6 separate regions of the Mus musculus genome follow, and all the other regions are linked to region 2. Evidence: chromatin loops called from intact Hi-C (ENCODE). Cell type or tissue: heart. All regions are shown on one strand. Region 1 overlaps Etl4 (enhancer trap locus 4). Region 2 overlaps Etl4 (enhancer trap locus 4). Region 3 overlaps Etl4 (enhancer trap locus 4). Region 4 overlaps Etl4 (enhancer trap locus 4). Region 5 overlaps Etl4 (enhancer trap locus 4). Region 6 overlaps Etl4 (enhancer trap locus 4).

What was found. Hi-C counts contacts between places; a loop is a spot of excess contacts. Peaks named below come from ENCODE experiments on the same cell type or tissue, not always from the same donor. Only the 100,000 strongest peaks of a DNase experiment are listed, where the experiment ranks them.
Region 1: a loop joins it to region 2, with 4 times the contacts of the local background. A loop is called at or near these places in 13 of 42 quality-filtered maps.
Region 3: a loop joins it to region 2, with 8 times the contacts of the local background. A loop is called at or near these places in 2 of 42 quality-filtered maps.
Region 4: a loop joins it to region 2, with 3 times the contacts of the local background. A loop is called at or near these places in 13 of 42 quality-filtered maps.
Region 5: it touches region 2 in a loop (4-fold over the local background); 6 of 42 quality-filtered maps call a loop at or near these places.
Region 6: a loop joins it to region 2, with 4 times the contacts of the local background. A loop is called at or near these places in 9 of 42 quality-filtered maps.

Annotation. Positions count from the first base shown.
Region 1 is chr2:20,671,357-20,675,356 of GRCm38, forward strand. All of the region lies in intron 4 of Etl4 (enhancer trap locus 4), which reads left to right. Among named protein-coding and RNA genes, the nearest start is that of Arhgap21, 290 kb to the right of the region's middle. In heart, a CTCF peak has its summit at 2,093 (motif pointing left); no DNase peak of the experiment used is centred here.
Region 2 is chr2:20,517,874-20,521,873 of GRCm38, forward strand. All of the region lies in intron 2 of Etl4 (enhancer trap locus 4), which reads left to right. Among named protein-coding and RNA genes, the nearest start is that of Gm17171, 190 kb to the left of the region's middle. In heart, a CTCF peak has its summit at 1,689; DNase peaks (open chromatin) are centred at 708, 1,828 and 2,978; H3K4me3 peaks cover 2,406 bases; H3K27ac peaks cover 2,265 bases.
Region 3 is chr2:20,444,482-20,448,481 of GRCm38, forward strand. All of the region lies in intron 2 of Etl4 (enhancer trap locus 4), which reads left to right. Among named protein-coding and RNA genes, the nearest start is that of Gm17171, 110 kb to the left of the region's middle. In heart, a CTCF peak has its summit at 1,936 (motif pointing left); a DNase peak (open chromatin) is centred at 1,120; H3K27ac peaks cover 496 bases.
Region 4 is chr2:20,664,458-20,668,457 of GRCm38, forward strand. All of the region lies in intron 4 of Etl4 (enhancer trap locus 4), which reads left to right. Among named protein-coding and RNA genes, the nearest start is that of Arhgap21, 300 kb to the right of the region's middle. In heart, a CTCF peak has its summit at 1,704 (motif pointing left); no DNase peak of the experiment used is centred here; H3K27ac peaks cover 1,067 bases.
Region 5 is chr2:20,613,926-20,617,925 of GRCm38, forward strand. The region is part of intron 3 of Etl4 (enhancer trap locus 4); the gene reads left to right. Among named protein-coding and RNA genes, the nearest start is that of Gm17171, 280 kb to the left of the region's middle. In heart, a CTCF peak has its summit at 2,213; no DNase peak of the experiment used is centred here.
Region 6 is chr2:20,777,487-20,781,486 of GRCm38, forward strand. Etl4 (enhancer trap locus 4) reads left to right here. Exons shown (of 22, transcript NM_001081006.1): 11 at 540-715; 12 at 3,456-3,586. Among named protein-coding and RNA genes, the nearest start is that of Arhgap21, 190 kb to the right of the region's middle. In heart, CTCF peaks have their summits at 661 and 2,492 (motif pointing left); no DNase peak of the experiment used is centred here.

The sequences.
Region 1 (4,000 bases), 150 kb after region 2:
AAACAGCAGCACCAAGAAAGAAATGTACTCAGCCAGGTTCCGATGCCCTCAGCTTTCCTTCAGACTTGCCTTCCGTCAGGTGCTCCAGCCATCTAAGTAAACACTCACTCGCTGAAGTTCTCAACAGAACTTTGTGACATTTCTCCTTCACCCTCTTTTCAGAGGTTAGAAAGGATTAAAAGAAAGCTAGTTCCCTCCCACAAATGTGAAAAACACTGTCCCGTAGAGTTTGGTTTTTTTAAATAATTTCCATGAAAAATCACCCCACTGATATTAGGTCTGCCGTTTAATGACGGAGTGGTGTCCATTTAATCATGGTGCCTGTCTGGAATGCAGCATCGAGAAAGTAGGGTTGGTGTCTGGCTGCTCCTTAGTTGGCCTTTGGGGAAGGAGTAGCCACAAGATGTCCCCACCCCTCCGTGTGCCCTCAGGAATTTGCAAATGAGGCTCTGTGAAAATAAGAACTGCATCAGCAGCTTCCTCTGGGTACCGCCAGATTTTGGAAGGTGGACCAGACTCCAGAAGAACTGCTTTAGAGAGCAGCCCTGAGTAAGCCCGGCAGAGGTCCTGCATATCTGTAAATATAGACTGAAAAACCAAAAACCATTTAAAACAGTAGAGAAGGGTTTAGTCCAGATGACGACCAAATTCATCAGGTGGGGGTGGATTGCTGAGTTTATGGCGGTTCTACTGCAAGGCATTGGCTTTGATGGTGATTGCTCCCTGTGGTGACTTAAAGAACAGAGGTCCAGGGAATCAGAGTCTGCATCTTGGTGCAAGACCGGGGAGGGGAGAGGGGGGAGAAATCAGCCATCTCCAAAGGTGGAAGCCACCAGTGTGGGGTGGTGACTGAAAGGACTCAGGCCCGTGCAAGTGCACGCGTGTGTGTTTGTGAGTGTGTGTGGTGTGTTCACTACTGTGTGTACCATACCACCTGGAGCCTTCAGGCTTCAGGGAATTCTCCTCTGCCTCCCATCTCCTTGTGATAGCAGAGGAATTATAGATACATACTACTTCTCGCAACCTTTACGTGGGTCTGGGGAATTTGAATTCAGACTCCTGTACTTGTTTGGCAAGTGATTTGCCCATTGAGCCATCACCTGGAGCCTAATATCTAAAGCATTTCGACATTTGTTTTCCCAAGTACTGTCAGTGATTGCAACGCAGTGCTGTATTGGGCTGGAGCGATGGCTCAGCGATTGGGAGCATATACTGTCTGCACTGCTCGGAATTCCCAGAATGGATGGGCACCTGTGTTCTTGTTTGCACACCTTCACACAGAAACATGTGAATCCACTTAATTAAAAACAATAAGCCAGGCAGTGGCAGGCAGACTTTCTGAGTTCAAGGCCAGCCTGGTCTACAGAGTGAGTTCCAGGACAGCCAGGGCTATACAGAGAAACCCTGTCTCGAAAAACAAGCAAACAAAAAAAGAGTGCTTTGTAGCAGATGAATAACTTTGGGTCTGTCTATCCTTGATCATCTTGGCCACTGTTAAAGCAAGTCCTGGAGTGTTTCCTAGAGAGTCAGGTTCAAGGCCCTGACCTGAGTAGTGCAGTGGGTAGCTAAGGTGAGGGTGTGAGTTGCACACTCTTATCTCCTCAATGTGTGCCTACTCTGTTGCTGAGGCAGGAAAATGGGTCGTCCCACCACACTGCATGTGCTAGGGTCTGAGTGCTGGGTGGCACATCAGCTGAACATGTTCTCAGGTTTTTTTAGTGTCCTCTGCCGCTGTCCCCATCCATCGCTAGGTTGGTGTGGTTGTGTGGTTCGGGTACTAGGTGTCCATTTTTATAGCACTGACGATCTGGTGTGGCCAGGTACTGGGACACTGCTGGCAGCTCCTACCAGGTTACACCTGCCCGGAATGGCAAGGAGCTCCTGCTTTGGCCGATTCTGCTGTAGCCCATTCTACAGTAAAAATCCAATTTACTATTTCTGTAAACCACTTGATAAGTTTGTATTGGCCTTAACTAGCAGCCGACTCCGTTGCTTGCACTTGCATGCTGACTGGTTTTTCTCTATTTACATATTGTGTTGCTGTTGTAGCTTCATTCCAAGTACTGTTAGGTGCAGACTGCCTCCATCTAGAGGCTGGTCAGTGAACTGCAAGTGGGTTGAGTAGCAGCCTCCTGCTTTCTCAAAGATAACAATTTCATGACATGACCTGATGCTAAATAAAATAAAAGGTGAAATAAAATAGTTAAAATAAAGTAAAACTCTACACACAGCCCAGGAGACATTAAATATATTGAATTGCACAACAAGAAAAAAAGAAAGAGAAGTTATACAGTCATGAAAAAATTTCCTCTATAAAACAAGCTGCTTTAGGTTAACAAAAATGGTAGCTCTTACACAGCCCTAATTGGGACGACTTTACCAAAACCTCCCTTAAGAGCTCAGGGATCCATGCAGAAGAGGAGGGAGGAAGATTGTAACAGACAGAGATGATGGCGACTTCAAGAAAACCACATCTTCCAAACATAGCAGAGCTGAGACACCTATGAACTCAGACTGTGGCAGGGCACACGAGAGTGTGTGAGTGAAACTCAGACAAAATCCCTGCACAGAGGAGGGGTATATGCAAAGTGCTAATCCAACCATGGATGTATTTGTACTTGATGCCTGCTGGAAGAGGGAAAACTGACTTTCTCTAACGCAGTGTCTCTGGGTGTATCAGCCACACTCCAGGTGTCTCTGGGTGTATCAGCCACACTCCAGGGTCGCTTATGCCCAGGAGCATTGAGTCAAGACAAATGACGTTTGGTTTTTCAGTGCACTTTTTGATTTGTTTGTTTGAATTTATTTATTTATTTATTTTGTTTTGTTTTGTTTTGGAAAGAGAGACAAAGAAAGGAGAGAGGGAAAGCGAGACAGGAACAGAGACTGTGACAGAAGGAGAGAGAATGTGAAGTTGGGTGAATAGATAGGTTGGGAGAGTTGGGGGAGGGTAAAGAATATGATCAAAATATATTCTATGAAAAGATTTAAATGAAAAAGAAAAATGTTGGCGTTTAGTTTTCTTACATTTGGTAAAATAAATGTCCTGGGGGAAAAATTGAGTCAATATTTTAAATAAAATGTGGATTTGGGGCTGGTAATGAGCCTCCAGTGTGACTATTTCAGAACTCCTATGCACAGGGACTCAAGCTCACCACTGGCTGTGCCTTGGGAACCAGTATGAGGTGAGTGAAACGTGGACAGATTCTACAAATAGATTTACTGCACCAAATCCAACTAGGGATGAATATGCTTACAAGAAGCAGTGTAGCCACGTGATGCGTCTGCACCTACGCAAGTCGACCAGGCATGGTGGCATAAGCCATTAACCCCAGCACTTGGGGATAGAGGAGGAAGGATCTATATAAATTCAAGTTCAGGCTGATCTACTCTTTGAGTTCCAGGCCAGGCATAGCTACACAGGGAGGTCTTATCTCAAAGAAAATACAATTAGATATTAAAAATCTTATGCTGGTAAAACTCGGGTTGATATTCTAGAGTTGATTTTTTTGGATTTCAGAGTAATTATTAAGTTCTATGCCTTTTATAGTTTGGCTGTGACATACCTCCCACATAAACGCCTAGGTGTGAGCGTGTGATCCTAGGCTAATTGGGAAGTTGGGGAGATCTTTGGGAGATAGGGCCTGATAGAAGAGGGTCCCTGAGTGCAGAGCGGAAACCTTTTAGGGCTGCCCCATCCCTTCACTCTACCTCCTCGGCATGACTAGACAGTTTTCTGCCTCTGCTGGCATGCTTTTCCCACCATGGTGGACTGAATCTTTCAGTGGTTGTAGATCATGATAAATCCTTTCACCTTTTGTCACTGTTTATCATAGCAACAGTAAAGAAACCAAGACCGCACACTTCCATAATGGCTCTGTAGGCAGGCAAGCCTAGGAAACACATTGACTTGGAAGGCAGTTTTGGTTGATGTGAGCGCTCCGTTAGAATGTTGGTGGGTCACAGATGAGGCACATGGTAGTCTCGAGCATTGAGCAGG
Region 2 (4,000 bases):
TCTGTAGCAAAGGCAAGCCTCCTTGAATTTACTATCTTCCTGCCTCAGTAGCTGAGATTATAAGCCTGTACCACCAAGTGGGTGTCCCTTTTTGAATACTTATACCTAAATAAATAGCCAGGAGTATGGAGATAACTGTGCTTCATGACCTCCTTGGGTAAGATCATTGGGTGCTGCTGTTGCAAGGTCATGGAAACTTCTAGTTATTTGCTGTGTAAACCTACTCCTTGGTGCTGGAGAGATGACTCAATTGTTGCTCGTTCAGTCAGAAAGAGCACTTGTTGCTCTTTCAGTCAAGTCTGTCCCAACACCCATGTGGTGGCCCACAACCATCTCACACCAGTTAGAGAGAACCAACACCCTTTTCTGACTTTGTGGGCACAAGACACCTATACACATAAAATAAAAATAAATCTTTAAATATAAAATAAACACACGGTCTGTATTCCCCTTGCCAGGACACTGCTTGAGTTTCCTACAAGACCTCCACATTGTCTTGGATTTCCAGAAAAATCCTATTAGGAATGGAGGGGCTCTTTCCCCAACATGGGTGTCATTCATACCTTAACTTGTGGCACACATTTTTGTCTTTTAGAGACTTCCGCATTTCTATGTTCAAAATGGCCAAAATATGTCCCTACTGCTGCCAAGACACACAGGTGACTCAAGGTCAGAATCTGGCCCAGAGGCCAGCCATTGTTCTGTGCACATTCCGGTTCTAAATCAATGTCCAGTCCTGCTTGAATTGGGTCAAGGTATGGCAGGCAAGATGACCATTGTCCTCTGCCCTGAGATGATTTGAGGCTGTAGATTAAATGTCACACTTTCTCTGTTAGCTATTGGATTCTCTTCAGATCTCTAAAGGAGCCGAGGCAAATGTTGCTTAGATTCCTTTCCCATCCTTTCTGTGTGTGGACATTGTGCCTCCTAGTTTCACTTTCTGGGAACTTTGCCAGCTTTCCAAGGACTGAGTAGTGAACAAAATAAATATTTGTAGGTAGTTTAAAAGGAGAACAAGTCTGTCAGATGTAATTCTGCCCATCCAAAGAAAAAACATTTTAATTACCTTTCAGAGGTTTTTAAGTAATTAGCTTGGGAGACTCAGAAGGTTGATTTAGTAAGTGGCTTTTCAGATTTGTGATCAAGAGGAGTGTTTGTGTGTATGGATGTGGGTGTGGGTGTGTACACGTGTGTGTGTACACGTGTGTGTGTGTGTGTGTGTGTGTGTGTGTGTGTGTGTGTGTGTGTGTGTGTATGTTGGGGGAGGGGAGGAGTCCAAGAAAGGGAAGGTGAATAAAAAATCATAACAAGAAAAGGGTTTAACATGCAGGGGTTAAAGTCCAGGTAAGAAAGCTATTGAAGTCACTGGAGGCGACTGCACTATTTCTTCATAGATGCTGGTTAGTCCCCCACAGAGTTTGTGTGTAAAGTGTTTATTTCACATTTAGCATATACTTACCTTAAAGAGAAAACTTTTAAAGAGATTTCTCATAACTTTGGGGGATTCGACAGTTCGATCCTTATTACTCAGCCTATCTGGGGGGCCTATTGGGCTCCTGAGATTCAAGAGGGCTAGGCCTGACTTGAAACAGCAGTTCCTGTCCCTAGTCCTGTGTGAAGTGTTTGCCTTATCCCTAAGCTGCGAGTCCCGGGAAACCCAGCAGGCTGCGTCCTAGGTCAGCAGAGCCGTCACCTGTTGGGCGGCAGAGGCGGGGACAGCCACCGCCTACAAGACACAGCCCCCAGTCCTGGCGACAGCAGGAGGGTGGCGGACGCTCCGGGACCTGGGCCGAGGAGGCCGGGCGCTGGAATGCGGTCTTCCCGGGCGAGGGAGACTTTGCACCGGAGTGGAGACTAGTTGGGGTGGGGTTTCGCCAGTCCCCTCCGCCCCACCCCCGGGCCCCCTTCCAAGCGCTTTCTGCGAGCTTTCCGAACTGCGCTCTGAAGTTTCCAGAGGGAGAAGCCCGGCCGGCCGGCAGGGACAATGGAAGAAAGCGAAGGCCAGAAATGTGAGCCGAACCTGCCTCCCTCCGGAGACAGCAGACAGATGCCCCGTAAGTAACAGTCCTCAAAGATGGAGTTACACGCACGCTGCTTAGAACAGGAGACCGGGCGCCTGGCGCCAGAAAAAGTCTACTTCTTGGGGTGTGTGTGTGTGTGTGTGCGTGTGCGTGTGAGGGTGGGTGGGGGTGTGTGGTGTGTGTGTGTGTGTGTGTGTGTGTGTTTGTGTGTGTGTTGGGCGAGGGGGTGGGGTGTACTTTCAAACTGAGCCCAGAGCTGTGGTTTCTTGGCTCTACTTTGTCTCTTGTGAGATCTTCCTAAAGTCGGTGAAGAGGTGGTGCATGGTGTCAAACTGGTCGAACAGTGAGCAAGCAGTTTGTGCGAGATCTCTAAGCAATGACAAATGGATCTCCCGGCAGCTATTTGATAATTTCCTGGTGCTTCGGGAGGTTCGAAAAGACAATTTTACACCTACCTCCCGGGCGCAGTGGTTCCATTCATTGGTTAGGAGTTTCCATGGGGGCAGCTTCTTGCGGGCTACAAAGTTTTGCGGCGCTTTAGAGTTAAATTGGAGTTTAAGGATGTTTCTGTTTTGCAGACCTGAACGGCTGGGAAGTAATTGAGCATCTAGATGATAGATAGAACTCTGGGGCTTTCTGTTTAAATGTAAAAGTTGGGAGTTCTTAAAACAGTTTTCCTGTATTTTCTCCAGGCAGTTTCTTTTCTACATTCTGTTTATAATAGACTTGGCTTTTCCGTTGGGAATTTCCAGAACCTTATATAGTTCCGAATAAATCTTGCCGGGAGGGTGGGTGGCTGCAGACTGATGCCAGCGCTCCTCAGCCCCTCTCACTGCAGACTGTCCGGGCACCTACCACACAATCTCGAACCGCCCCTCCCTACCCGTCCAGGTTCATGGAAGGGCCAGTTAGTTACACAAAGATGTGCAGGGCTGTGCACAACAGCGCGTGGGAGTGGGGATTATGCACAAGGGAAAAGGTGTGTGTTTTTTAAAATGAAAAAAGGAAGTAGCACATGACTCATCCACACTGAAAATGCAAAGCCAAGCCAGACAGAAGAAAATACAATTAGGAGAGAAAAATCCCCTAGAGAACTGAAAAGGAAGCCTGCCTGCTAAATGTTCAGTGAACCCCTGAGCCTTGGAGCGGCAGTCCACTTGTCTGAGCGCAGTTTGAGGGTTGGTGGCCTCCAGTCTGGGAAAGGCCCCCAACTTGCTCTCTTTTGATAGGACGGTTCTTACTTCAGGGATCCAACCTCTGGGCCTGTCCTGAAAGGAACGAGCCAGATTTTTAGAGGGAACAATTAGTTTGGGACCAGTTTAAGAACTAACCCTGAAACAACCGGATTAAGTCATTGCTGTGTCCCAGGTTGCGATGGTCAGATGCCTCCCCTTGCTTACTCATCCACTCCACGAATATTGAACTTGTGCTATCTAGCAGTCAGTGTTCCAGCATCCCGGGATCCAGCGATGCAGAGCGAAGACTGAAAAGTATTCCCCTTTATTGGATTGATGTTCTAAGGGCCAAGTTGTGGTGGGGCGGGGTAGAGGTGAACAATGAAGACATAAGCAAAACGCTGAACGTGTCAGATGTCTGGAATGCCGGATTCAGTAAAGAAAATACAGAGTGCCTAAGTTAACTTTGAGTTTCAGATAGACAATAAGTAATTTCTAAAGCATATGTATTTCTTCCATATTGCATGGGTTAGACTTATACTAAAAAAGTGTGTTTTATGCTCTCAAGCTTCAAACTTTATTGGAGATCCTGTGTGTTTATCTGGTGATTCTATTAGCTAAAAGTAAGGCTAGAGGGGAACATAAGACAGGAACAAGGGAGTGGTGGTGAAACTATACAGATTTATCAGGGAGGAGCAGAGATGAGAATAAACCAAAAGCACAGCAGGAGAGGGGAGAGCAGGAACCTGGGAGGAAGATGGAAGAGGAACAGGTTGAAAGGTCAACCCAGGCCAGATTATGGAG
Region 3 (4,000 bases), 73 kb before region 2:
GACCACCTTGTTGACAAGCCTGTTCTCTTCCTGTGCTGACAACACAACCTGTAGGCCGGTGCTGACTCCTGACAAAATGACTCTTTCCAGGATAACATGGTCCCGTATTGCCAAACAGCTAACTCAGAGAACTGCTGGTCTCTTTGGAAGGAGTTCTGGTCAGGCAGGCCTTTCCCCAGCCAAGCTACTCTTAGCCAACTTAATGTTGACATGATGTTATGAAAACTAAATGCATGTTCATTAGCTGTGGAATAGGATTTAAAATCCTTATAATCTAGATAAAAATGTGACAATAAAAAGAGTGCCATAGTAAAAAGGATAAATCGAATTAAATGTGTTGTCAAAGGATTTCTGTTTATAATCATCCACTCCAATTTTGAAGCGGTTTTTTTTTCCAATGCAAGAGGTTCAATTTTCAAAGCTTTATTTTCATTTTTCCAATCATGGATTAATGTTAGAAATATTAATATTGGAAAAACTGAGCAAGAAAGTATTTGCTTAACTTTTTTGTAAAGCAAAAAATACTAAGAAACAGTTAGTATGGGTGAGTCCCACTAAGCGTCAAAGGATGTACCTTTCGTTTTAGTTTTAAAAATATTTTACTGCATTTCTTTATACTGTGTGTGCACATGTGTATATGTGAAGGCAAACAAATATCCCACATGCATGAGGGAGTTGGGGAGAGCTTTGTAGAAGTCAACTCTCTCCTTCTACCCTGTGGGTATTGGGGATCAAGCTCCGGTCACTGGGTTTGGCAGCCAGGACCTTTACTTGCTGAGCCAGAATCTTGCCAGACTAGGATGTGCCTTTTAATATTTAAAAGCCGCATCACCTCCCCCATGCTTCCACGGTTGGCTGCAAAGAGAACAGCAACAGTTATGAACTTAATGTGTAAGTGTAAGCAATCCAAGAACGCCTTTTTATAGTAGAAAAGAAAAAAGGCTGGTGGAGGACCGTCAACCAGAGCTGGATGTGAAACCGGCGTCCTTGGTGAACAGATAGGAAGGACGTGGTGAATTTTAAAAACAATGCCTTTTTATAAATGGCAGTTGGAATGGCAGGATTTGGAACACAATAGCTAATCCAGTATCTTGTGGACAGTTTCCTACAGCGCTTCTATTTTTAGGTGCTTCGTGCTTCCTTCCTCCGTAAGTTCTAGCCAGCCCTTTAGGGTGCCAGGACCTCAGCGTTTCTGCTGTCTCTGTCAGCTCCACCTCTCTCTTTCCTTGCTCAGATTCTTTGCAGTTTATACATCCTGCTTCTTGTCCCAATCCTAGACCGAGCAGCAAACACAAAGGGTTTGTAAGTAGGGGACTTATTTTAGTTAATGATTATCATGTTGTTTGATTTTTCATTAGAGATCAAAGAATACTTTGGAATTTGATGTAGCCTGAGATTGAAGTTTTAGATTGCGCTATTTGAAGTTGCACAGAGAAGGAATACAAGCCTGGTTTCACGTGCGCTGAATCTAAGAGCCTGTGTCTGCACCTCCTGCATCTTAGACTCCAACCCATCTGTAGCAGTTGCATGAACAAAGTTCAGAGTTACACGTGTGAGCAGCTTGGTCAAGCACAATGTGGTGTGTTCATCTGAGTCCTATTCATTGTGACTTGCCCTGCTCACAAACACATCTAGGCACTGAGTGCTAGCTGTAGTGAGATGCTTAAGTTGTGAAATTAAGGGATTACCTGTTTTATAAGAGTTAGTCTGGCGGTCATTATGAAAAAAGAAACATTTGATTTCCATAAAAGCAAATTTGTGTTTCATTATTTATTATAATACAGTGTTTTAACATATTTATCACCAGATAAAATTAGCCTTGCTAGAAAAATGCCTGTGGTTTCTTGTTATCTTTGTATAAGCCATTAAAGTCAACACTTTGGAATGTAGTTGACCTCAGTTCAAATACTGACCCAGTCATTTAAGAGTGCCCCCTATAGGCAGTCACCGACATCTGCCTGGATGAATTCTATTAGTAGATTTGGTGACAACAGTTATCACGGTATTAACACATCTCTCTTCTGCTGAAGATACATGTATTCAATCCTAGCACTTGGAAGGTGGAGACAAGAAAACCATGTTTTCAAGGTCAGTCCGTGCTAATTGCAAGCTAGAGGTCAGCCTATCTCAACAGCCACAGCAGCAAGAAAGTACTTATCAATTAAAGATAGTGGTGCAACAAAATAAAAGTAGACAGAAGTGTTGCTCGCAGTAAGGTGTGTGATTGCTTGTCACACTTGCAAGTGTTCAGTTAGGGAAGATGTACTGTACAGGGGGCTAAGCAAATAACCCCTGGACATACTTCTTTTTATTTATTTGTATTTATTGCTTATAAACAATAGAAGTTTATTTCTCTTGTTCTAGGATTCTGGAGGCTTTGAAATCCAAGACCAGGGTGCCATCCTGGTGGGATTCTACTGGGAGCCTTCTTTCAAGGACATGCTTGTCCCATGGTCATATAGCAGAAAAAGGCAATAAAGTGGCACCTCTGTTAAAAAGATTGTATCTTGCTAAACACCTCTCCAAGCATTTGGTCGTTAGTCAAAAACTCAGAAGTTGCCCTTTTTCACTCTGTAAAGAAAATCTGACTTATAAAAGTCTTCACTAAAATGAGGCAGGTTTGGTGGCTCATGCCTTTAATTTCAGCTCCTGTGAGGCAGAGACAGACAGATCTCTGAGTTCAAGGACAGCCTGGTCTATAAGACCAAATTCCAGAACAGCCAAGGCTACACAGAAAAACTATGCCTTGAAAAATAAAAACCAAACAAACAAAATGATAACCTGACTCCATTTCCCACCGACGGAATTGAGTCCTTACTTAATGCAGTCTGACCTTTATGAAACCCCTGATTGACATGTTCATCAGGGAATACTCAACAGGTTCCATCTTTACCTGCTGAACCCTGGTGGGAGGTGACAGTTCAGTGTCACTCACTCTCTACCTCCGAAGGAAAAACATTTCAAAACAAATGTGCAGCTGAGCTCTCAGGAGGCAGAGACAGGAGGATCTCTGTGAGTTCCATGTCAAGCATTGTTGTATAGTGAAGCCCTGTTTCAAAAACAAATGTGCCCAAAAGAAAGGTACTTGGAGTCATTTGATGAGCCTTACCTTCTAGATGATGGTAGGTCTTCTCAAGATGACATGCAATTGACTGAAAATTTCAGTGTATCTAAAAACTACTTAAAAATTGAATATGCTATTGTTGTTGTTTAGTGGTAGCAATTTTATAAATGTTTACTGCAGTTTTCTTCTTAACCTAACTGGCTCCCAAATAATTGAGACTGGGTTATTATATTTATTTAACAAGCTTTAAGGGTAACTGGGCGGCATTACTCTATTTCAGTCCTCTAAACTAATCTGGCTACCACCCAGTCAAAACCCCAGAGATACTTGCATTTTAGCACTGATCTGACTCTCTGGGATCCAGGTGTTTCCCCATGGTATCTTCTAGACTCTCTCCCCATGGTGAACCTTCCCATTCCTCTTTCTGTCCACCTCCGCTGGCTAGGAGGACCTTCCACCCTATTCTCTCCCCTGCTCAGGCACAGGCGGATCAGCTTTTATTGAACTGATCCAAGAATAAATGGGGGCAATACTTACACAACATTCAGACAGGAGATTTTCCCAATAAGGATTCCAACCAGATATGGGTGCACAGAAATCAGCATTTGAATTATACAAGGATAATCTTTACACAGTACACAGTAACATTATGCCTACAGTTGTTGTTGCTATTATTGCTGTTCATGCTGCCGCTGTTGTTGTTGCATAATGCTAGGTGCCTGGGTTTAACAGCACACATGTGGATATCTCCTTAGGGTTAGTCAGTCCTTTCTACCTTTACATGGATCCTAGATTGCAAGGCATGAAAGCTGAGTCATCTCACTGGCAACCAAGGAAGCTATTTTTTTTAATAGAAAAGAAATGATAAATGTATATACCTCATAGTGGTAGTAAGTTAATCTGCTCTAAACTCCCAGCTTGTGGTTGACTGCGTGC
Region 4 (4,000 bases), 150 kb after region 2:
GGGATTGTAGACGCCTGCCACCCACCACATGGGGTTTTATGTGAGTTCTGAGAATTGAACCCGGGCCATCAGGCTTGCAACTTTTTTCAACTTGTGGAGTCATCTCTCTAGCCTTTCCTTCATTTGCTTTCTAACTGGACACGTATATAAGGTTCAGTGTGGAGTATGCTAATGTAAATGGCGTATGTATGTAAAAGATACTTTCTGATCAAGTAAGGACACCTACCATTTTATTATTTCATCTCCAATTAAATCTTAAACTAAGATCTAATAATTCCATGTACTTTGGGGGTACATTGTGATGTCACAAGTACACAGAGGGTCCTGATGCATTGGGGTGATTAACATTTCTATTGTCTTCTTATCAGCATTCCTGTTATTCATAAGACATAATCATTATTGTAAAATACAGACCATTTGTGGCTTTGCACTCCATGCTGGCGAGAGGCTCTATTGAAGTCTCTGCTGCTCCAATCTTACTGTATGTGCTTAGCAGCAGCAAGCACTCAGTATCATTTTTTAACACTGAATTTCAAGCTGGGTGTGATCATGCATACTGGAAATCCCAGTAGTTGTGAAGCTAAGTCGGAAAGATTTTTTGAGTGTGAGGTAAGAGTGACTTACAGAGTAAATTTGAAATCAGCTTGGACTGTGTTGGACCTGGCTGTCCTAGAACTAACTAACTAGCTCTATAGACCAGGCTGGATTTGGACTCACAAAGATCCACCTGCCTCTGCCTCCTGTGTGCTGGGATTAAAGGCATGTGCCATCACCACCGGAAGAAGAACATAGGGAATGCTCTCTCTCTCTCTCTCTGTGTGTGTGTGTGTGTGTGTGTGTGTGTGTGTGTGTGTGTGTGTGTTTCTCTAGCCTGGCAGTTAAGTCACAGAATCAGGACGTATGAACCCCAGATCTCACTCATTAGCTGCATCTTCCAGTGTTATCTCTGGGACCCCAGGGACTAGCATACAACTTGGGAGAACACTGCTCAGGACAGGGGGAAGACAGACAGAGCCTTCCTACTGTCACCAGCCTGCAGCTTCCATGTGGGTTAAAGAGCACTGTGCTCTTTTAGCCACAGTCATCCCTGAGGCAAGAGCCAGGCTGGCAGTGGAATTTCTCCTTTGTGCTTTGCAGGAAATGGGGTGGGTTGGGGATGTCAGGTCTCTGTGAAGATTCCCCCCCCCCCCCCCCCCCGCCTGTTTTGCCAAATAAAGTAAAGATAAGAAACTCCTGTGTGCCTCCCCTATCTATCCCTGGGAACGGAGCCTGTTGGATAATGGACCCTTTGTCTTCAAGGGAGGAATTTCCTTCGGCTGTCAGGGCAGCTGGCCTTGCAGGTGGATACCTGCCCTGCAGGGGAACCCCTCCTCCCGGAGAGAGAGAAGAGGCTAACAAAGTCTTGCTTAAGGGATTACTGAGTGAACATTTGTGGTTCCCTGTGCTTGTGAAAACTGCTCAGCCTCAGTCTAAAGCCAGTTTTTCTTCAGAGTGCCTATAAACCCATAGTCAAGAGGTTCAATCCGTTACCTAGTGAATTCAACTAGCATAGAATTTTCCAACTTCTGGAGAGAAACAAAAGGACTCAGGAAGAGGAGAGGACAGGAGATGAGAGACATAAGAAGTTGGTCAAAAGAGAGGCTGTGGCCTCAGAAAATGAGGGCTTTTGGGTCAGCAATGTTACTGCTGCCCTCGACTTCCTCCTTGTGGCCAATTTAGGAATTTCCTCTGGGATGCACCTAGTGCCCAGGGTACAATTGACTGGGGTTGCTGAGCCTATGGAATGGAGGGAAAATCTGAGTCACCAGGAGCCTGCACATGCACTCTCCTTTCCAAGGTCCTTACTCAGCCTTGCCTTGATTAAAGAAATCCCCTTGTGTCTGGTCTTATTTAACACAAGATGCACAGAAGCACAGTCCCGAGTCCCAGTACAGAGGACTACAAGTGTAGCTGTTATACCCACCCCTCCCACCCCCACCTCCACCCCAGCCTCAGAGTCATGGCCTTGTAAGTAAGCCCTTGTTGGTGCTGTTTGGAAGCGCTGTGTGTCTTTGAGTATCTCTGTGTTGTCATATTGGTCAGAATTGATGGGGGGGGGGGGCGTTTTCAAGACAGGGTTTCTCTGTGTAGCCCTGGCTGTCCTGGAGCTCACTCTGTAGACCAGGCTGGCCTCAAACTCAGAAATCCGCCTGCCTCTGCCTCCCGTGTGCTGGGATTAAAGGCATGCGTGCCGGCTAGAGTTGAAAATTTTAATGAATCCGCCTAACATATTATCAGTTAGATCAGCAGTTCTCAACCTGTGGGTAGCACCCACAGGAAAACACATGTTTCTGATGGTCCTAGGAATTCAGGTACCGCTCAGCAGCAACAATTACAGTTATGAAGTAGGAATGAAAATAATTTATGGCATGGGGTCACCACAACATGAGGAGCTGTATTAAAAAGTTGCAGCAGTAGGACAGTTGAGAGCTACTGATACAAATGCATCAGTTTGTCCATTACCTTGATCTTTATTTTTTATTTATTTATTTTTTTCCTGAGACAGGGTTTCTCTGTATATCCCTGGCTGTCCTGGAACTCATTTTGTAGACTAGGCTGGCCTCGAACTCAGAAATCTGCCTACCTCTGCCTCTCGAGTGCTGGGATTAAAGGCGTGCGCCACCACACCTGGCTATAATTTTTATCATCTGTTCATTTTAGGCCAGGAATAGTGGCCCACCTGATAGCCCTGCCCTGCCATGTCAATACCACTGACAGCACCTGGCTGCTGCTAGAGCGTACTGTTGGTTTTATGCATGCTCTTAGATCAGACAGGCAGTGAGGAGAAGTCACCATTGTACATAATAGAAAGTATTTTCTCTGCCCCAAAGATGTTCTGTAGTCTGCCCATTTAACCTTCATTCCTCACCAACTCCTGACCACAAGTGAGCTTTCCTTTCACTGTTGTTAGAGTTTGATTTTTCTAGGACATCCTACATTAAGAATGAGACAACTGGGGTTGGTGAGATGGCTCAGTGGGCAAGAGCACCCGACTGCTCTTCCGAAGGTCCGAAGTTCAAATCCCAGCAACCGCATGGTGGCTCACAACCACCTGTAATGAGATCTGACGCCCTCTTCTGGTGTATCTGAAGCTACAGTGTACTTACAAGTAATAAATAAATAAATAAATAAGTCTTTAAAAAAAAAAAAAAGAATGAGACAACTTAGCTGGGCAGTGATGGCGCACGCCTTTAATCTCAGCACTCGGGAGGAAGAGACAGGCGGATTTCTGAGTTCGAGGCCAACCTGGTCTACAGAATGAGTTTCAGGACAGCTGGGACTACACAGAGAAATCCTGTCTCAAAAAACAAAAAAATAAATAAAAAGAGACACTTTGGCCCTTTCAGATTAATAGTGGAGTAATACACATTTAACTTTCTTCCATGTCTTTTTGCTACTGGTAGTTAATTTCCCTTTAGCACTAAATAATATCCCATCATCTAGATCAGTCAGTTTATCCATATTCACCCTCTGTGATGGTTTGAATATGCTTGGCCCAGGGATTGGCTCTATTAGGAGGTGTGGCTTTACTGGAGTAGGTGTGTCACTGTGGGCATCGACTTTAAGACCTTCATCCTAGCTGCCTGAAATCGAGTCTTCTCCAAGCTGCCTTCAGAACAAGAGGTGGAACTCAGCTCCTCCTGCACCATGCCTGTCTGGATGCTGCCATGCTCCCACCTTGATGATAATGGATTGAACCTGTAAACCAGCCCCAATTAAACGTTGTATTTTGTAAGAGATGCCTTGGTTGTGATGTCTGTATACAGCAGTAAGATCCAAACTAAGACACCCTCTGATAAACATCTTTGTTGATTTCAAGTTTGGATAGTTATAAATAGAATAAAGCTGCTGATGAAAAAGTATAATGTAAAAGCAAAGTTCTAGGCCTTTAGGCCCAGGCTTGAGAATGTGACCTTTGTGACTCAATGTTCCAAGGTATGCTAATCATAAAACAGATTGC
Region 5 (4,000 bases), 96 kb after region 2:
TGTGTGTGTGTGTGTGTGTGTGTGTGTGTGTGACTAGTCCTACCTTTAGTTTTTGTGATACAGTATTACATTTGTGTTTTAAGCCACCTGCAGTCTTAGCTATTTGGGTAATGTGGAATCCTTGGCAGAGGCAACTCAAGTTTGTTCCCATGAAAATCTAGCCACCTCAAGAATCACTTTTACATATTTATATTTTTTTGCAGTTCACGATGCTTGCTTATGTGTGTGTGGTAAATACTCTACCATTGAACTCTGCACTAGGGCCTTGAGGCTCATTTTAATGAAATGTCTGCCTCAAAAAATGTGTTGTTAGAGCTTGGGTTTTGCTCTTCTTGTAAACACTTTTATTTATCTTAACACTTTTTTATGGAAAATAAGATTTTCATAGAATCTATTCTCATCACGGCTTCTCCTCCCCCATCTCTTCCCAGCTCCTCCTTCCCGACCCATCTAACTCCACGCCTTCTTTTTTCTTCCCCTCTTTGGAAAACAAATAAACAAATAAAACAAACAACCCAGAATACAAAGGAAAGCGAAAGAAAGGAAGAGAGGCACAAGAGCAGCTTCTTTTGCGAACAGGCATCAGTTAGAGATAGCATGGTGGCATCTGGAGATGAGTTGTAGGGCCTTGTTTATGTCGTGAAAGAACTGTCAGGCCCCGCCTTAGAGGCAGTGTTCTACATTACTGTCTCTGAGTCAGATTTATTTGTTAAGTGGCTCGCTCACTTGTCGCCATGCTGGGGACCCTAACTTTAATGGCTTTTTCTAGGAAGAGTGGAAGTTAAAAATAAATGCTTTCTACCAAAAACTTTTTAAATCCATGCTTTGTGATAAGAGCTTCTAAGCAACGTTTAGTTTTATTGTTATATTAAAATTAGATGTAGCTAAAGTCATAATATCTCCTGTTGAAGAAAGGAACCTCAGGGGAGAGATTAATGAGGAAGAGAGAAGATGAGAATGAAGCGTTGTCATGGAAGATGGATTGAGTGGTTTCAATGAAGAAATAAGAATTATTGCATTTTGAACTGTGAATTACGTTTTAAAACATGCATGTATGATCACTGTGCAATTAGTATGTGGATGCCCTGGTGGACTCTAGTATACGATATGATCTCTAGTTTTTAGAGTATAGATTGAAAAGCTCTAGGCCTTCCCTGTTCCTATCATTCTCCATGCATGTTCCTAGACAAAGAGAATGAATTCATACCTATGAACTAATAACTTAGTGGCTGTTTGAAAATATAACCGCATAAGTTCAAGGGAAGATATATTTTGGGTACTATCATTTGTCAACTTGGCCAGGTCTTTGATCAAATGCCTATCTATAGAGTCCCCTTATGTAGCCCATGCTGGCCTTGAACACACAGAGCTTCTTTGATGGGGTTGTCCATGTGTCCATGTCCTTTTGGGGGTCTGCTTCTCTTGAACATCATTGCTAGCAGATCACCAAATCGATATCGGGAGCAGCTGAGTATGATGTGTGATGAGGTGAATACTTTCAATCTTGTCTCTCTTTCCTAGAAAAAGATCTTTCTGTCTGTCTTTCTTTCTCTTATTCTTTTTTTAGTGTGTCTTCATTATATAATTTAAAAAATGTGCATTTGCAACCATGAAAAAGGTAGCTTACTATACATCATTAGAATGCAAAAGGAACAATGTTAGGGAGGAGACAGCATGGTAACAGATGTGATAAAATATTGTCATGTGTGCTTTTCTTTACATACTTTGTGTGTGTGTGTGTGTGTGTGTGTGTGTGTGTGCATATGCCACATGATTTTCAGGAACGGGTTCAGTCCTTCCTCATTGTTGTGACAATGGCATCTCTTGCTTCTGCTGAACTGTGTATTCCATGCTAGCTGGTCCCCAAGCTTTTGAATGATTGTATTGTCTCCTCCCATCTCAAGGTGGGGTGCTGGGATTGCAGATCAAAGAGGCCTCAGCTGGCTTTTTTAATCTGTTCTTTTTGGGATAGAGCTCCGGTCATCAGGCTTGCTAGAGAGTGCGTTTATCTGTTAAGTGTCTCCCTACCCCTGCTTGCTTTTCCTAATGGAGATCTTGTTTTAGAGTTGAGGAACACAATAAATAAAGTAGGTTTGTATACACCACTTGAGGTAATATCCAAAAAAAAAAAAAAAAAATCTATGGCCACATAATGATGCCCTGAACAAGAGATAGAAAAAATTCAGGGACTGGAGTGCACCCTAGTGGAAGGCATGAGAACTGCACACAGGCCTTTCTGAAGAATGGCTGTGCTTTACTACTTTGAACCAAGTCCTAGCAACCGGACACAAAAGAGAGCTTGCCTGATGGTGTGTGGCCAGAAACATAGTTTCAACAAGCCAACATTAAAGTCACAAGCCTTTGCCAAAGCACTGTAAGTCTCTTGGCAGTTGCTGAAATTAATTTCTCTGCAAGAAAATTCACATATCCAACTTCATTAAACTGAACATTTGAGTAGAGTGTTTCTCGGAGATAACTAAAGCCAAGATTAATGATACAACAGGGTGACAAAATGAAAAAGTGGCATAATCACGCTTATCAAACCCTAGAGTATTTGCAATTCCTCTGTAGCTCATAACTGGTTGTTTCATCAGGTAAAAGCAGCGATTCCCAGCAGGTCCTGTGGTTGGAATCAGTGAGCCTGTGTTTCATACAGAACACTACTTGGCACCTACTACACTCGAAGAAGGTTATGTTTTTAATTTCACATTACCGAAAAGGCAAAGAAATCTGTAATTACACTTCATGCATGGAGATATGAAAGGAAAAATAAATGGCTATTTATCTACCCCGCAACCATGAGTCAGCCCTTGACTGACTAATCACACATAGACATCATCTGCTTCACACTGATTGCTTTTGTTTTGCTCTGTTGTAAACAATTAAGAATTAAGATCTTGGAGTGGATGGACTGTTTTTAAAGGGTGACCCAAAGCTTTTTCTTTTCTTTTCTTCTCTTCTCTTCTCTTCTCTTCTCTTCTCTTCTCTTCTCTTCTCTTCTCTTCTCTTCTCTTCTCTTCTCTTCTCTTCTCTTCCCTTCCCTTCCCTTCCCTTCCCTTCCCTTCCCTTCCCTTCCCTTCCCTTCCCTTCCCTTCCCTTCCCTTCCCTTCCCTTCCCTTTCCTTTCCTTTTCTTTCCTTTTCTTTTCTTTTGTCATTCTCCTTATCCTGGCTTGAGCATTCCATTCTTGTTTGGCTAAAGTGTTATTTTCAGGCAGTCCATATTAAACTGTAAATACTCCGTCAAGGCAGACTTGTTAGTACCACAGCATCTGTCTTTGTATCTGGTCATCATATCTTCCTGAGAGAAACCAAGCAACTGTGCTGGTCTCCTGTTATATCAACCTGACACAAGCCAGAGTCATGTGAGGGGGAACCTCAGTAAGAAACGCATCCATAAGATCTGGCTGTAAGGCATTTTGTTTTAAATTGGTGATTGATGAGGAAGGGCCCAGTCTATTGTGGGTGGTGCCATCCCTGGACTGGAGGTCCTGGGTTCTATAAGAAAGCACGTTGAGCAAGCCATGAGGAACAAGGCAGTAAGCAGCACCCCTCCATGGCTTCTGCATCAGCTCTTGCCTCCAAATTCCTGCCCTTACTACTTTTGATTATGAACTGTTCTATGGAACTGTGAGTAAAATAAACCCTATCCTCCCCAACTTGCTTTTTAGTCATGGTGTTCCATTGCAGCAATAGGAACCCTAATTAAGACAGCAGCATTCCGTGCTGATCACCATGTACTGAATCACTGGGATTGTAATTTCTACCAGGCCCAGCACTGGATATCTGCTTTCTTATTCTTATCAGCTAACTAGGAACATCTATATAATAAAGAGAGCATTTACTGTAGCAGAAGAAAATAAAAATAGAGGTACCCTATGATCCCACTTTTTCTAAATATACAAAAGAATTGCAAGCAGGCCTGGAAGAGGTGTTCATATCCTGTGTTCAGAGAAGTGTTATTCAAGAGAGTTAAATGGTAGAAGCCACATTCAAGCCTAT
Region 6 (4,000 bases), 260 kb after region 2:
ATTCTGAAAAATTCCTGTCAACCCAATGGTTGTTGAGGATCTACAAGAACCTCAGAGTAGCTCTGCCAAGGAGAGCAGATTCTACATCAGGAGAGAAACGCGAAACGGAGAGCAAGAAAGCCTATCCAAGTGTCTGGGGGGAGACAAGGACTGAAGGCCTGGTTGATCACTGGGCTTTCAATGCTAGTACTCTTGACTCCTCTCTATAAAATCGTCTGTGAGAGTTTGTGGTGTGTTTGTGTGTGTGTGTGTGTGTGTGTGTGTGTGTGTGTAACAGCAGCCAAAGACTAGAAAAAACTCTACCTTTTTTATAGGCACAGAAGTTCAGCTGTCAGTTGCCTGATAAAACTTAGCCGTTCTCTGAGGAAGCAATCCTGTATACAGTCCTGTATACAGTCCTTGCTCTCTTCTCTTTCTTACTGAAATAAAGATTCAGCTGTGGGTTTTCTCTGTGCCCACTTCTGAAGACTGCAGGGCATTCAGGCTTCATGATAGCAGACAGATGAAGCCAATGGAGGCTGATTTCTTTTGTTCAACAGCTGCAGAACCAGGAGATTCTGAGGGCGATGATGAAGAAGGCTGAGCTGGAAATCAGTAACAAAGTGAAGGAGACCATGAAGAGACTAGAGGATCCGGTACAGCGTCAGCGCACCCTGGTGGAGCAAGAGAGACAGAAGTACCTCCACGAAGAAGAGCGGATTGTCAAAAAGTTATGGTGAGTCACCCTGAAGAGAAAAACTGTCTTTGTTCACAGGGTGACCTTCTTAGCTGGTATTTCTCTCCCTCTCTTTAATGAGCACCTATTGTGTAAGCTAGAGATCTGCTGAGCCTGGTATCTTTGTCCCAACTGTCCCTCCTTTAAGGTCTGGGAAACTCAGCAGGCCCCATGACAGTATATCTCTGGGCCAGGAAAATGTGGGGCATCCTTAGAAAACCACAGGGTTGGGGATTGGCAGGAGAATTGGGTCCATGGTCCTAATCACATCTCACAGTTGAACGGTATCATTCTCCTTGGCTTGGTGTCTTCTATGGGTCATACTCCTGCTTTGGAGACCTGCTTGGTACCTGTCTAGGCTGTGCTTGCAAAGACTGTAAGATCATGGGAGCCCACAATAGACCCTGAAAACCAACTCTAGAAAGTTGTCTTCTGCCTTCTGCATGCACAGTCACACAACACTAATTTAAAAGTTATGGAATACATATATATCTCCTTAATATTATCATATCTGTTTCTTATACCTTAAACAGACATAGACTAGGGTAACTGGGTGGATCCGTATGACAGGAGAGCGAGCTTAGGTAAGATATTCTAGAACCTGGCTCAGGGCTACTGAGAAGTAACGCCTGCTCTTTGCTGGCCCTTCTCTGTCCCTTTCCCTTCCTTCTAAATTCCAGAAAAGAAATACTCTGGTAGAACTGTTAGGCTTGGGTCCTCTGAACATGAGGACAGAGGAGTGAAAGTGGGGATTAAAGAACAGAAAAAAAAAATGAGTCAATATCTTTCATGGTTTTCTACTTGGAAATAACAGCTTCTAATAAGAGTCAGACTAAGTTCAGTTTAACAAACAATGGGCTTCTTTTCAACAAAGGCAGAATAAAAAGCAGCTTAAGGCCATGCTGAAATCTGGAGGCCCCATGAATGTCTGACGTCTTCTTGAGCAAAGCCTACCTATTTCAAAAGCCCATTGATGACTTTCAAAAGGCCGTCTGCACTCATTTTCAGCAGCACTGTCTCTTTTTCAATCTCTGAATTAATAAAAGTGGCCTTCAGAGCTCGAAATAGGAATCACAAGCACATGAATTGGCAGAATAATGGTGTCAGAGGTTCCCTGCTGCCCGTCAAAGGGGAGCAGAGTTTGGGGAACTTTGGGTTGCAGGGATATGATGCGCAGGAGGCAGACTGGGTAAGAGAAACTAAAATAGGAGTTTATCTGGATGGAGTGGCTTTGGGTCATGGAACATCTCCTTGGAGGAGTATTTGCATATTGACCAGTTTGTGGGTGGTTGAAGGAACTGGGGGCCCTGGAGTCTTAGCTTGGAAGGGCTTCATCAAAGCCTGAAAGAATGCAGGAGACTGCTTGGTCTACCAGGGAACCTCCCTCACCAATGGACCATTTAGAGGTCTGACAAGGATTGGCCCAGCTCCACCCCAAGGAGCAGCAGCTGCATGTGCCCTGTAGGTATGCTCACCTAACACCAGGTGTGTTTAACAGATGCAGACCCTAACGGGGCATCCTTTCATCAGAGATTTCTGTATCAGAATGGCTGGCATCACCAAATACTTCATCCCCCTGCTCAGAAGAGGTCAGATGTGTCACGTGTGACTTCATCCTTGTTGAATGTATGTCCTGCCCTGCTGGACTCCCTCCTGTGGCTGCATTAGCTCCTTTCTACTCACTCACCTAGAGGAAAGGGCCCATGTCTTGTGAGGCCATCCTCTCCTCCACTAAGGCGCCAGGAAGTACAGCCGCCATTCACTTACTGCCACCTAGTGGTCTTGCATTTCTTAGCACCCTCGTCCTTTAAGAGCTTTCTCTTGAATTTGCAGGCAACTTGAAAGGATACAAACACATCTGGGCAAATTGTTTTTGTTGTTTCAAGTGGAAGAATATAACTTGGCTGTGTTGGAGTTGATATCTGTTCTCTCTCTCCATCCCAACCCCTCCATCCGTCCCTCCCTCCCTCCAGAAATCAGATCTCTAAGTTCTTAGTTGTGAGAGAAGAGAGACAGTCATTAATGATGGGACAGTCAGGTACACTAGAGAGAGGCTATCCATTAGGGGATTTTGAGGGCAGTTTTGCTCTCTCTTTCCCAGGGATATTTGACCATGTCAAGGGACATTCACATGTGTCACAAATTATTGGAATTTGTGATTGCTTGCTACTGCTACTCAGCAGGAAGGGGCCAAGGATGCACATCCTTCATTGTGTAAGACAGCCCTGCACTAAAAATGAAGCTATATGGTTCAAAATGTCAGGTACTAAAATTGAGAAACCTGGTTGTCTAAAGTGAGCTAACACACTTCACTGTAGTACTGGTTCATACCCCCCTCTTAGGCTACCCCCAGCCCCCATCTTCTGCCTCCATCCTAATCTATCAGGACTCTCTCCCCTCTGTCTTTCTCTCCCTCCATTCCTGGTCACCAAGTGTGCACATTGTTCTCTTGGCTGGCATGAATACAACTGAAAGTTAAGAATGTATCAAGTGCCCACTCCACCCCCACCCGGGACCAATCTGAACCACAAATGACAGACACGGGAGAGCTCTCCCGTTGCTACCTTACATAGCCATGCAATATTGCAAAGCAAACTACTATCGACTGTGCTCCCACCTCCTCCTTGGAAGCTTAAGATAGGGCTGGGACACAGCAGAAAATGGGAGAGCCCCTGCTCCTGCACGTGTCCTTTCTGAGACCCTCCATGCTCAGTTCCATCTGCTCTCTGCCTCCCCACAGTGAGCTGGAGGACTTTGTTGAGGACTTGAAGAAGGACTCTTCCTCCACTGGCAGAGTGGTGACCCTGAAAGATGTGGAAGATGGGGCTTTCCTCCTGCGACAAGTGGGAGAAGCTGTGGCCACTCTCAAAGGTGAGCCTTCCACTGGAAGTGTGTTGCTTGGAATGTTTATGAAGCTTTCAGCTGGGCGGTGGTGGCGCACACCTTTAATCCCACCAATTGGGAGGCAGAGGCAGGCGGATTTCTGAGTTTAAGGCCAGCCTAGTCTACAGAGTGAGTTCCAGGACAGCCAGGGCTACACAGAGAAAAACCTGTCTCGAAAAACCAAAAAAAAAAAAAAAAAAAAAAAAAAAAATCAAAAACCAAAAAAACCGAAGAAGCTTTCAAATCTGGACCTACCATCCCATCCTACTTGGGAGGCTGAGGCAGGAGGATCCCTTAAAGTCAGTTGAGACCAGATTAGGGAAACAGTAATACTTTGTTTCAAATAGACATGTAAATAAATAAACAATCCTTCAAACAGTAAAAGATTCATTCAAGACTTCT